Regions from separate parts of the Homo sapiens genome. Here region 2 is linked to region 1. The links are chromatin contacts, found by Hi-C or POLR2A ChIA-PET in ENCODE. All regions are on one chromosome and are shown on one strand. The core of a region is the stretch at or near the end of the contact, and the rest is flanking DNA. Distances in the headings are between cores, read along the strand shown. Region 1 overlaps PPP1R14C (protein phosphatase 1 regulatory inhibitor subunit 14C). Region 2 holds the start of PLEKHG1 (pleckstrin homology and RhoGEF domain containing G1).

The links. A loop is a pair of places that touch in the nucleus more often than their neighbours do. ChIA-PET counts read pairs that join two places held with the same protein, here RNA polymerase II (POLR2A). Pooled maps may share reads with other maps.
Region 2: a loop to region 1 is called in a pooled map, with 18 times the contacts of the local background. The contact joins the promoter of PLEKHG1 here to the enhancer-like site in region 1. A Hi-C loop is called at or near these places in 6 of 50 pooled maps. POLR2A ChIA-PET finds 5 or more read pairs at or near these places in 3 of 52 experiments (HEK293, activated CD4-positive, alpha-beta T cell and activated T-cell).

The regions. Positions count from the first base shown.
Region 1 is chr6:150,165,540-150,172,354 of GRCh38, forward strand. The region is part of intron 1 of PPP1R14C (protein phosphatase 1 regulatory inhibitor subunit 14C); the gene reads left to right. Among named protein-coding and RNA genes, the nearest start is that of PPP1R14C, 26 kb to the left of the region's middle. RefSeq lists a silencer at 2,831-2,880 and an enhancer at 3,531-4,730. Within about 2 kb of position 3,017, at least 2 of the 41 ENCODE cell types and tissues checked have a DNase peak (open chromatin) inside an H3K27ac peak, as active enhancers do.
Region 2 is chr6:150,595,625-150,602,207 of GRCh38, forward strand. PLEKHG1 (pleckstrin homology and RhoGEF domain containing G1) reads left to right here and starts at 4,261. Exons shown (of 17, transcript NM_001029884.3): 1 at 4,261-4,393. RefSeq lists silencers at 3,749-3,808, 3,989-4,283, 4,079-4,558, 4,769-4,938.

The DNA of each region.
Region 1 (6,815 bases), core at 1,767-4,266:
GGCCTACTATGTGGCAGGCATAAAGTAGAACTAAAATAATAGGATTATTTCCAGAGTTTCTATTTTTAATTTTAGAACATTTGTTGTTTCTTTCTTTACAAGTTAAACACTCAGTGCAAGGAGGGTAATTTTGAGAATTTTCCTCTATTTTGAGGGTAGCTTTATTGTTCTGTTATAGTTATTTAAAATTTTTGTGTGTGACAGCCTAGATAAACAGGCAACAGGCCTAAGAATTAGAGCTTTTATGTTGCTATCAGACTATTTTAAAACAAACAAAACCCTACAAAGAAAAAGAGATGAAAATAAATGTGAAGTGCAGTATTTCACACAGTGAATTCAGCGAGAAGTTAAGTACTTTTCTCATTTTCAAAATTTAGTGCCAGACCAAAGACCAAGTTTAGAAAAATAGAGGAATGCATTTTCAGGAGGTTGGTGTGGACTCTGGATGTGCCAGTCAGTGCCAGTACACCAGATCGCATTGTGAGTGGGCCACGTGCCATATACCATGTGTCACATGCCACATACCGCTCTTCTTCTTCTTTTTTTTTTTTTTGAGACGGAGTCTGAGTCTCCCTCTGTTGTCCAGGCTGGGGTGCAGTGGCGCTATCTCGGCTCACTGCAAGCTCCGCCTCCCGGATTCATGCCATTCTCCTGCCTCAGCCTCCTGAGTAGCTGGGATTACAGGCGCCCGCTACCACGCCCGGCTAATTTTTTGTATTTTTAGTAGAGATGGGGTTTCACCATGTTAGCCAGGATGGTCTCGATCTCCTGACCTCATGATCTACCCGCCTCGGCCTCCCAAAGTGCTGGGATTACAGGCCTGAGCCACCGCGCCCAGCCAAATGCTGCTCTTCTTGGTAACTGCCCTCTGGGGAACAAAAGAGCCCTAGAGGCTTCTCCCATGGTACCATCTTGCTTGGTGACACCAGGGGCTGGGGTTATGTCCCAGGGTCTCTTTGTTCCTCCTTTCCTCTGGGGATATGAACAAAGAGGGGCAGGGGACAAGCAGATCCCCAAACTGGGGCCAGCTCCAGGCGGTAGCTGTTGGAAAATGGGGCTGCCTCCGCCAGCACTTATTGTCCACCACTGCCCATGTCTGGTGGCTGCAGTTTGAGCTGCTCTGAAGCCTTTTGAGGCCACTGGGAGAGGCAGCCTCCTAGCAGGCCTGCCTCAGGAGGAGGAAGCAGATTGCTAAGGGAACAGGGTGGCTGGTGCTTGTGAATGTTACTTCCGTGATGGGACTGTGATTCTCGTTCTTATTTAGTTAATATCATGTCCAATTTCATTTTCAGCTTGTCTCAGGTGAATATTTTATATATTTAGTGAAACCTCACCAACCTTGAAGTCAGGAATTTTGTAACTCCAGTCATTTGGAACCGAGTGAAGGAACCTAAAGGAAAGCAGAAAGAGGCCAGGCGCGGTGGCTCACGTCTGTAATCCTAGCACTTTGGGAGGCCAAGGCGGGTGAATCCCTTGAGGTTAGAAGTTCAAAAACAGCCTGGCCAACATGGTGAAACCTCATCTCTACTAAAAATACAAACATTAGGCCGGGCGCGGTGGCTCACGCCTGTAATCCCAGCACTTTGGGAGGCCGAGGCGGGCGGATCACTTGAGGTCAGGAGTTTGAGACCAGCCTGGCCAACATGGCAAACCCCATCTCTACTAAAAATACAAAAAAATTAGCTGGGCATGGTGGCACACACCTGTAATCCCAGCTACTCAGGAGGCTGAGGCAGGAGAATTGCTTGAACCCAGGAGGCAGAGGTTGAGGTGAGCCGAGATCGCACCACTGCACTCCAGCCTGGGTGACAGAGCAAGACTCCGTCTCGGGGGGGAAAAAAACAAAAAGCAGAAAGAGTAGCTTTGAGACCCTAAAGAGATACGATATTTTGGGGTATGCTGGGGTATGTTCTTGATTTATTACAGAGGTCCTTGGGCTTCCATGTAGAGCTTCTGTGCTCTTACTTTAGCCACATTTCTAACAAGTTTGGTTTTCTGCTTTTTTAGTTCACTAGATTTAGAAGCAACAAACTAGGCTGCTAGGTATACGTTCTGGGAGAACATCTAGAAGTGACAGCTGACAGCCTGACAGTAAGGGAGGAGACAGAGCATCTATAAAAAGCTCGGAAGACCAGAGCTGTCTTATATACTGTATAAGGCAGAGAGCTCTGAGCCTGTTGCAGCCTGGAGCGTGTCCCGAGAGGCAGTGTGGCAGGACGCCTGGCCACAGGAGTGACCTGAGCCATTCAGACCCCAAAGGCAGGCACACGAGGAATCCCTTAGAGAGATTTGAAGAAAAAGAGTTGAATACTAGTTATCTGAAATAATTTACATATATAGAACCCTTGTTTTCCTTGGGATACTAAACACATAAAAGAACTCCCCCTTTCTCTCCATGTCTCCGTTCTCCCCTTCTCTCCTCCCCTCTTTCTCTCCTTCTCTCCTCCCCTCTTCCTCTCCCCCTTGCTTTCCTCCCACCCTTTCTGCGGCCCCTCCCCTCCCGACTCTCCTCTCCCCCACTCCCCTCCCACCTTGCTCTCTCCCTTTCCGTTTTCACTTCCCCTTTTACTTCCCTCCCCCACTCCTTCTCCCTAACACAATACAGCGTCCCTTTTTTTTTTTTTTTTTTTTGTCTTTGAGGTTCACATATATGCAGTGAGTTGCTGGTGAAAGTTTAACAACTGGCTCTCATGGGAGAAAAAAATCCCTTGATTCGGCCGGGCGCGGTGGCTCACGCCTGTAATCCCAGCACTTTGGGAGGCCGAGGCGGGCAGATCACGAGCTCAGGAGATCGAGACCATCCTGGCTAACATGGTGAAACCCCGTCTCTACTAAAAATACAGATTACCTGGGCGTAGTGGCGGGCGCCTGTAGTCCCAGCTACTTGGGAGGCTGAGGCAGGAGAATGGCGTGAACCCGGGAGGCGGAGCTTGCAGTGAGCCGAGATAGCGCCACTACACTCCAGCCTGGGCGAAAGAGCGAGACTCCCGTCTCAACAAAACAAAACAAAACAAAACAAAACAAAAAAACCCTTGATTCACAGCAGCCCAGTTTCCTTAGTGTAAGTCCTCGCCATGGTTGATTTCAGGTGACCATTGTGAAGTCCCTGGGGAGGAGCAGGGACAAGTACTTCCTCCATACAGATGCAGGAGATGGAAGTAACCTTAAGAGCGTAAGAATAGGCAGATAACACCAAATAATCAGAAAGTCATGTTTTGAGTATTTACAACTTTATTATATAATTACTCTTCTTATACAATTATATAATTTAATTTAAAAATTTAGTAACATTTAACTCAATGTATCAAAAATATTATCATTTTAACATATCGATAGAAAATTATTATTATTATTTGAGACAGATTCTCACTCTGTAGCCCAAGCTGGAGTGCAGTGGTGCGATCTTGGCTCACTGCAACATCTGCCTCCCAGGCTCAAGTCATTGTCCTGCCTCAGCCTCCCAAGTAGCTGGGACTATCGGCACGCGCCACCACACCCAGCTAATTTTTTGTACTTTAGTAGAAATGGGGTTTCACCATGTTGCCCAGGGTGGTCTCGAACTCCTGAGCTCAGGCGATCCACCCATCGTGGCCTCCCAAAGTGCTGGGATTACAGGCGTGAGCCACCGTGCCCAGCCTCAATATAAAATTATCAATAAGATATTTTACACTCCTTAAAAATATCTAACCTTCCATTATAGTTAGAGGTGATCCTATGACAAATTTTGACCAGTGAAATGAATTCACTGCATGGAGTTTTTGAATAATAATTTAATGGTAACTGATTCTGTTGTCATGGGAAACTTGTCTTTTTCCTTACTTCCTGAAATGTAAGTAGAAGAGGAAAAAAAATTAAAAATAGAAACAATAAAATAAGAACTTACATATGACGTCTTTGAACTGTTGAACAAATGCCAATATCCAACTATGTTGGACTTCTCTGTATATGGCAGAAAAAAAATCATATTTAGTCTCCAAACTGCTGTTAAAAGGTTGTCGTTGTTGTTAGATGCTGCTAAACCCAATGGTTGAGTAAAAGAGAAGGTGTCAAAAGCAGAGACCTGCATAAGGTGAAGGCACAGGACAAGTGAATTGTGAATGAAGAAAATTCTAGGCTGATGAAATCGAACATGAAAAGGCCGAAGCGGGAAGAAGCTGAAAGTAGAATGAACCAAGGTTTACTAATTACCAATACCATGCAACAAACTCCCCCACATCTTAGTGGCTTAAGAAATGACTATCATTTATTTTGCTTGCAAATCTGATTTGTGCATCATTTGTTGGGGGTGACTCATCTCTGCCTCATGGGGAATTAATTGATGTGGCAAACTTAGGGCCTGAGTATGTATTTTCAACATGACTTACTCTGCAAACTGTTGGGGCCATGGGCCATTGTGTCAGCTCTTCAGCATACAGGCTTTTCCATGTGCTATTTCGGTTTCCTTGCTGTATGGGGACTGGGCTCTGGAGTAAACATCTCAATACGATCAGGAAGAAGTTGTATTGCTTTTAATGACTTTGCCTTGGAGGTCACATAGTATTGCTTCTGTTCTAATCACAGTTCTAACAAGGCTTCAAGGAAAAGGAACATAGATTTTACCTTCTGATGGGAGGAAAGTCAAGTGAGATCACCTTGTGAGGAAGGGAAGTGGAATGGGAAATATTGTTGAAGCCAGTTTTGGAAAATACAATCTGCCACACAAGAAAGAATAAGAAAATATGGGTGATGAGAACTGAATTCAACACATACTCATTACACTTTTGTCATGTGCTAGTTACTTTTTTTTTTTTTTTCTTTTTTTGAGATGGAGTCTCACTCTGTCTCCCAGGCTGGAGTGCAGTGGCGCGATCTTGGCTCACTGCAAGCTCTGCCTCCCAGGTTCACGCCATTCTTCTGCCTCAGGCTCCTGAGTAGCTGGACTACAGGCGACTGCCACCATGCCTGGCTAATTTTTTTGTATTTTTAGTAGAGATGGGGTTTCAATGTGTTAGCCAGGATGGTCTTGATCTCCTGACCTCGTGATCCGCCCGCCTCGGCCTCCCAAAGTGCTGGAATTACAGGCGTGAGCCACTGCGCCCGGCTGCTAGTTACCTTTTAAGCACCCGTGATATCGAAGTAGACCAAAGAGACAAAAATCACTTCCCTTCCTTGTGGGTTTTACATTCTAGGGAAATGAGAGAGAAGAGTGATACGTGATGAGGTTAGAAGAAACAGAGCCTTGTAGGTTACAGTACGACTCTTTTTTTTTTTTTTTTAATGGTAAGGAATTTGAATTTTGTTCCTGAGTATGATAGCTTTTATGCAGGGAAGTGATATGGTCTTATTATTTTTTATGACTATAAAATTAACTTTTATTTAACATTTTTTTACAAAATACATTTAAAAAATTTTAAATCTGTTTTTTAGAGCAGTTTTAGATTCACAGTAAAATTGAGAGGAAGGTACCTTTCCTATGTACTCTCTGCCCAGTCCCCCAACACAGCCTCCCCACCAACTCCCCCGGCGTGACCCTCCATTGGAGCGGTACATTGGTCACAATCGATGAACCTACGTTGACACACCATTATCACCCAAAGTGCATAGTTTACATGAGGGTCCACTCAAGGTGCTGTACATTCCATGGGTTTGGACAAATGTTTAATGACATGTACCCACCATGGTAGTTTACAGAGGAGTTCCACTGACCTGAACATTCTCTCGTTATTGTGTTTGACAGCTGGCTTATAAAATTCCTGAAAATTTAACAGTGGTCTCTAGTGAGCTGGTACAAGCCAGCTCCATTCAGCACACCATTGTACATACCTAATATCTTATAGTTGAGGGATTCTCTGTAATTTTGTTTGAGCATAACAACAATCTAACTCTTTTATAAGGAGAATCCCAGAAGCTCACATTTAAAAGAGACCCGAGAGATCTTCTGTCCTGACCTTTCTGCCTGACACACTGATTCCATCTATAGCATGGTAAAAGGATCTTTCAGGGCCACTGCTGCTCAGATTTCTCACGTCTCCACACAGAATCTGTGATTGACGCACACATTTGAAAGTTAAGTGATTTTCTTCAGGCTGCAAACTGGGACTGGAATTTCGTCTCTTTCTCTTGTTCTTCTCTAATTTTATTCTCATGCAAACAGCCTGATTTCTGATTTCATAATTTAGCACAAGACATATTTTATTTAAGTAGGGATGAATTTAAAGATCACAGAACCATGTCATTAAGTGAAATCAACAAATGTTTATCAGCATTCAGAATTTCTCCATTTCTTTTTTTCTTTTTTCTTTTTTTTGAGACGGAGTCTTGCTCTCACCCAGGCTGGAGTGCAGTGGTGCGGTCTTGGCTCACCGCAACCTCTGCCTCCCGGGTTCAAATGGTTCTCCTGCCTCAGCCTCCTGAGTAGCTGGGATTACAGGTTCCCGCCACCATGCCCTGCTCTTTTTTTTTGTATTTTTAGTAGAGACGGGGTTTGCCACATTGGCCAGGCTGTTCTCAAACTCCTGACCTCAAGTGATCCGCCCGCCTTGGCCTCCCAAAGTGCTGGGATTACAGGTGTGAGCCACTGCACCCGGCCCAGAGTCTCTCCCTTTCTTTGCTGAAGAATTTATGTTATGTATTCATCACCTATCTATAAAGTGGTTATAGCTGGGAACCCTTTGCAGATGGGTAATTCATCATTAGACGGGTTATAGATAATCTCTCTATTCATTATATGGCATTGACATTCAGAACTAATGGTTAAAGTCACTCTAGATGGGAAATATTAGATTCCTTCCCTAGGCCAGGGAGACTAGACAGCTTTTTAGAAGATCTCTGTAACC
Region 2 (6,583 bases), core at 3,011-5,510, 430 kb after region 1:
GGTAAAATGATGATGTCGACCATGAGCTATTTACACTTATTTTCACACGTCTGTTACCTGGCTACATTTCCTTTTTCCATCTCTTGGTCCCTTTGCTGTTTCTTGCCCTGGCCAACACTTGGTGTCCTCCTCCTATGCCAGGGCCTCCTTTGCAGGTGCCGGGGGAGCTGTGCTTTTTAAGAAGATCTGATGCGCTTACTATGCTAGTCTGATAATGCGTGTGATAATCCTTCACTATATTATCTTTGATGGATAATGAATTTGCACTTGCCTCCTGCAGATCAGTCCTTAACCTTCTAAGTCACTAGTGATGGAGATTTTAGGTACTCTTGTTCAAGCAAGCAATGTGGATGCTCTGAAGTGTCAGGATTTCCAGAAGTTCTCAAATTCTTCTACCTACTTTTAGGCCCAACTCAACTAGACACTAATAATCATGAACAGTCCTTAGTGTATCTTTGACTCTTTGGGCTTAGTACAGCTTCTTGATTTTTAAATCTTCTAGCTAATTGGAGGATTGAGAGAAACAGCAGCACCAATGTAGATTTTGCTGGCCACTCCCGGCTCCATAGAATTTGAAGACACATGTCATCCTATATGCACTTACTTATGCTCTTGGTCTTTCATTTTCCCTACGTGAGACTTTTTCCTACGTGAGTCCCTTCTCTTACCCTAATCCCTCTAATAAGTTCAGGACATTCTAGAGAGTATTTTTTAAGCCTCACACATCCAAATTTGAAATTGAAATAGCTTCCCCATCCCCTGCCAGAAAAGGGATAAATGCTACCTGTTTTTTGTCCCTCAAGTTCTCCTACAATCCAGTGGACATATTTCTGATCTTGTGTAATAATAAATTTAGTATAGTCACTATTCGCATCATAAAAGTTATCACCATATGTCATAAAGTTAAGGCAGGGTGTGATCGAGCCTTTTAACTCTGTAAGCTTTGCAAACATTAGCTCCCATATGTGCGTGGATTGGTGACCCTGAAATATGATACTGCACAAAACTGTGCAATTGTGCTGCCTTTCAGGACAAACAGCTGAGTTCGTGAGATGAGAAGAACCGGAAGGCAGAGCTGTCTGCATTCTGCTCTGCCTCGCATAGCTGTGTGGCCTTGAGCAAGTCACCAAACTTTCCTGAATAGCTGTGACCTTATGCATAATTCAGGGATTATAGTATCTACTTTACTGAATCTGTACGAGGAAGAAATAAGACACCATAAGAGGCATTTAATAATCTTTTTAAAGTAAAAGTTGTACAGGTTTGTTACATAGGTAAATGTGTGCCATGGTGGTTTGTTTCACCATCAGCCCATCACTTAGGACGTTCAGTCATCTTAAAAAGCAAGAACTTCTCTTCTACAGAAATCTAATTGATAGACCCACTTTTACTTGAGAAGGAAAAGGTATAATTTGAGGGTGGGCTAAGCCTGGGCCTGTTGCCCTCAGCCTCTTCTTGTGAAGAGAATCACTCAGAATCACAGGGTTATGGGGATGGGTGGGGGAACACTCCTTCAGGCTGTGTCTTCTGAATTCCTCTGTCTAGGAGTGGTAGTGACTTTCTGTTGCTGTTAATTTCTGGGCTGCCTCACTGTCTCTTTTTGGATTCTTGATTCTTCCATCACTTGTAGAGCCAATTTCCTGCATTAAAGTCCCTCTTTTATAAATACTTGAACTGGGTTCTGTTCCCTTTGTTTGACATTGACTGATAGAGCAGTATTAGAAAGACCACTCGCCAAAAGAATTTTCCCAATGCTGGATGCACCATTAGAAAGCCATTCCATTGGGTCCTTTTCCTTAAAGTGGAAGAGTAGACTCTTACTAACAGAATGCTACAGCATCTTCACAACTCTTATGTTGTCCGTTCATCCATCCAACAATCCACACACTGAATATCGTATACCTATTGTGTGTTAGGAGCTGAACTAAGTGCTGGACACACAAACCAGACCCACAATGTGTCAGGCCAGGTGATTTCAAGGAGCTCAAATTCTAAAGATCTAAAGGGCAGAGTTCATTTGCCTGGAAATCAGGAATGATCACAGGACTTAGGTGCTTAGTGCTATACTTGGCATACAGTCTCAACAAAAGAAATTTCTTGTTCCTGTTTCCACTTTCTACCTCCCACCTCATTAATAAACTGAGGTGAAGTGAGCGGGCTGGCCAGGAAATATTATAACCATCCCATAAGCACAGTACCAAATTCAGAAGAGCTATCTGCCTAAGGGTGAGTGCTCTTGAGCAGCAGCATCTGCAGCTGATCCAGTCTTTTCATCAGATCATAGTGCTTCATCCACAGCTTCATTCGAAGCACTTGTGCTAAGAAATGCATAACTGAGGCCAGGCATGGTGGCTCACTCCTGTAATCCCAGTGTTTTGGGAGGCAGAGGCTGGAGGATTGCCTGAGGCCAGAAGTTCGAGGCCAGCCTGGGTAACATAGCGTGACCCCGGTCTCTACAAAAAAAAAATGGTAAGTAAGCCCGGCATGGTGGTGCATACCTGTAGTTCCAGCAACCCAGGAGGCTGAGGCCAGAGGATTTCTTGAGCCCAGGAGTTCCAGGCTACAATGAGCTATGATTGGTGCCACCGCACTCCAGCCTGGGTAACAGAGCGAGATCCCGTCTCAATCAATCAATCAATAAAAGAGGAGACAGCAGAGAACAGGAATCCCCAATTCTCCTCCCTTCCTTTCCAAGTTGTCGGAAACCCTTATCTCTCAGCCACAGACACACTCATCAATGAGCTTCTTTGAATCCTAGATGCTTTGAGTGTCAAATAAAGGCTGGCACCTACCTCACAGGGTTGATGGAAACCATTAATGTGGTACTATTTCACAAACATACTGCACACTTCTAACACAAATCACAACATAGAGAGATGGGGTAACAGGCATGATTTTGTGTGAGCTCCAGAAGCTGGGCAGGGTCTTAATTAAGCTCAGTTTCCTGTCTGTGAAAGGCGACTAGCACCTGTCCTGTCAACCTCACAAGGTTATCGCAAGGCCAACTGAAACAATGCTTTGAAGATGGCAAATGTCTGTTTTAGTCCCATTGCAAATCTACCGTGGTAAATGTATTCCAAGCATAACCCAGTCCCATAGTTTTAGGTAATACAAGTCAGTTGTGGAGACTCAAATTATAAAACAGAACATAAACTCCACGTGGTAGAGAACTGTGATGCTGTGTAGCCTTACTGCACAAACCTTGTTTTGTTCCCAGTCTTTATGATAATTTCCATAATCATGTATATGCATAAAAGCAGATAAAAGGCAAAAATCAACAAGAATAGCTAACATTTATTCAGGCTGTAGAGCATGTGCCAGACAGTCTCCTAAGCCCTTCACGCACATTCTCTTATTTAAATCACATACAGCAACTCTATGAGGTAGGCACTATCATCATCATCATCATCATCATCTCCATTTTACAGATGAGGAAACAGACAGAACACAGAGAGGTTAAAGCGTTCTCTCAAGGCCACACAGCTAGCAAGTGGTAAGGCTGAAGGTCTGTTAACAACTAAGAGTGCAATCAAATCCACCACCAAACCTAAGGGGGTCCACAGGCGACCCTGATACGTCCGACTTTGGCGGGAGATTAGTGTTAAGAAATGACTTCACATGCCTTTAACTGTCGCTGCAGGCACCTTTGATTGGAGTCATAACTTTACTGCAGAGCCGGTGCCTTTAAACATCTCTCTGGCTGTCACCGGTTATTCTTTACCTCCGTTTCCACTTTTACTTTCTCTAGGCAAAGGTCGTTTGGTGCTTTAACCGAGGTGATTAGGGTAATGACGCCTGAAGAACACCGGGCTTCCCCCTCTTTTCACTTGATTACCGGCAAAGCTTCTATGTAAAACTAGAATGTTCACTAAAACCATGATTTTGGGTATTATTTTAAAGGACTCACATAGGAAATTATTACGTCCAAAGGAAAGCTAAACCTGAAGAGCTAGGAAAATGAAAAAAAGTGATGTGTCTGCGAAAACAGTAGCAGAATTAAAAAAAAAAAAAACTTTATTCCCCCCGAAGCTGTAATTTGACTGTTCTCTTTGGCAAGGCTCCAGAGACAAGGCCAAGTGCCTAATTTCTCTTTCTCTTCGCCCCCCTCCTCTCCACCTTTTTCACCCTCAGGGCAGAGGGGAGGCGGGACGAGCGATCCACTGCTCCGGCCGCCGAAGCTGGCGTCTGGGCGCGGGGAGGGGCGGGCCGGGGCGCGGCCGAGCAGTGGGGCCGAGCCCGAGGAAGAGGAAGTCGGAGCCCGAGCCTGAGCCCGAGCCCGAGCCCGACGGCGGCTGCAGGGCGCTCCGGCAGCCCGAGCCGGCGCAGCGCAGCCCGCACCCTCCCCGCCCGACCTGCGAGCGCCGCCCGGGCATGCGAAGCCGTCCCTCCCCGGGTAAGCGCCGGTCGGGCCCGGACGCCCTGGGGACTTTTCCAGGGATGGGAGGGGGGACCCGGGGACCTCCGGCGGGAGCCCCACATCCGCAGGTGGGGCCGGGCGGAGCGTGGTACCCGGGCCCCGCCGGCCCCCTGCGCGCCCCTCCGCAGTGGGGACGGAGGGCCTTGGGGGGCGCCGAGCGGTGGGGACAGAGGGCGCCGGGGGCACCGCGCGGTGGGGACGGAGGGCGCTGGGGGGCGCCGCGTCTCGGGGGTCGGAGTCGGGTCGGGGATGCTGCCCGCCGCCGCCCCGCTTGGGGTTCCGCGCCCCCAAGTTCCCGGTGCTCCCGCCCCTCGCCCCAGCGGCTGCAACATCAGCGCGCAGAGGAGTTTCTGCGAGCACCCGGGAGTTGTAGCCACCGCTTCCCCACCCCCGACTCAGCAGGACAGCCCCAGAACGGGACCCCACAGCCAGTCAGCTGGGTCAGCTCCCCAGCAGCGAAGCCGGGAGCCCGAGGACCCGGGGACGCGCGGTGGGGGCGGCGGCCGAGCTGCTGCGGCGCTCAGGGCTTGGGGGCGCCCCCGTTCTGCAGATGCGCTTTTCAGGGGGTGGGGAGTCAAGAGCCTGTGGCTCTTCCGTCACGGGGTAAACGGTAACACCTGGGCGGCCGCGACTCTGCGAGCGTTCTGGCCTCGGCGGGCGGCGGGGAACCGCAGTGATGCCCGAGCTCGCCCCTTTTGTGTCCTCGCGGTGAGCCCCGTTCCGAAGCCGGAAGCTTGGGAACGCTCTAACTGGGAGAACGGCGCTCGGCTGGTCAATTCATTCCGCTCCTCGGAAACAATGAGCTGGATCCTTGACTTGAATGTGCTGGCGGAGCGGGGTTTGTAAGCCGGCGTTTCATCCAGCTCTGGTCCTCAAGGCGCCCTTTGTACCACCCGCAGGTGGCCGAGGCTACTGCACGTATTTTCGAAATCACCGAGTGTGGGTGTTTGGGGCAGGTATCACCCCGCGAGGACCATCTCAGACTGAGAGTTGGTTTAGGAGTTTTGAACAGATTGGATACAGAACTATATTGTGTTTTGTATTTAGACCGGGGGAAAGACTAGAATGTTAACTCTAGGGTCCAGTTTGTCATCTAACAGAATTCCGGGCTTGGGTAGGTCCTGTAATGCGGTACAATAACAACCAGGTGTTAAAACCGGCATCTTCTGGATTCTCAGATTCTGTAGACAGCATACTTCTAAAAAATGTAGAGATTTTGGATTTTGATTAAATTGCTGTTAAAAACATTTCCAAGCCCATCATTTCAGGAGATCAGAAAATTTTCGAACTTTAATTTTGCCCTGTGGGACCCTGGGCAAGATACTTGCCTCTGGTCGTCTTGGCTGCCTCCCTTATAAAGCAGTGCACACGAACCAGATAGCTTCTACGGCCTCCTGCTCATTCCTCATCCCCCTCCCAAACCCCTACCCCCTGTAATTTGGTCTACAATATTTAAGACAGAGAGAAAAGTAACGGGTTGATGTTTGACTCTCTCAGCATTTTGAGTCTGGCTTCCCAATTCCTGACTTGACTTTTTGTCTCATTTGAGGTCCCAATTCTAAGCCACCAAACCACCTGACTAAAGAAACTTTTTTCTTCAGAGTGCTCCCACCTCCCTGGCTTCATCCTCAAATAGGTCATCAGTAGCAGTCCACAGTCAACAGCAATGGCTGCACGACCTTCCCCATCCTTGTGTAGCAGCCCCCCAAGTCCTCTGCTAAAGGGCAAAGCAAAGTGAGAAACAGTTACCTGGCAATCAGATGCCAGATAACTGCCCCGATTCTGCTCGTCCTTGGTGGCATTTTCCTGCTTCCCCTACTCTAAATGGGCACCCTGAATTAGGGGCACCAGCTTCCTTCAATGCCTTTAATATAGGTGACTGTCACCGAATACAGGCTTAAATATTTCAGTGGGGGATTCAGGCTGTAGTTCAAAGAAGTTAAATGATCATTTTTAAAACAATAGGAAGTGGCAACATAATTTTTCAAAACCAAGAATAACCAGTCCTATGTTGTGTTCCCCCTTTGCGGATATGATTTTTCAGTGATTTAATTAAGATCGAATGGTTCATAGTCTGTCCCATAAATATGGGAAATGCTTGAGTAGCACTAAATCTCTTGAGCCCTTCGTCAACCAAAAGCAATTCCTGAAGCTATTATCTTAATG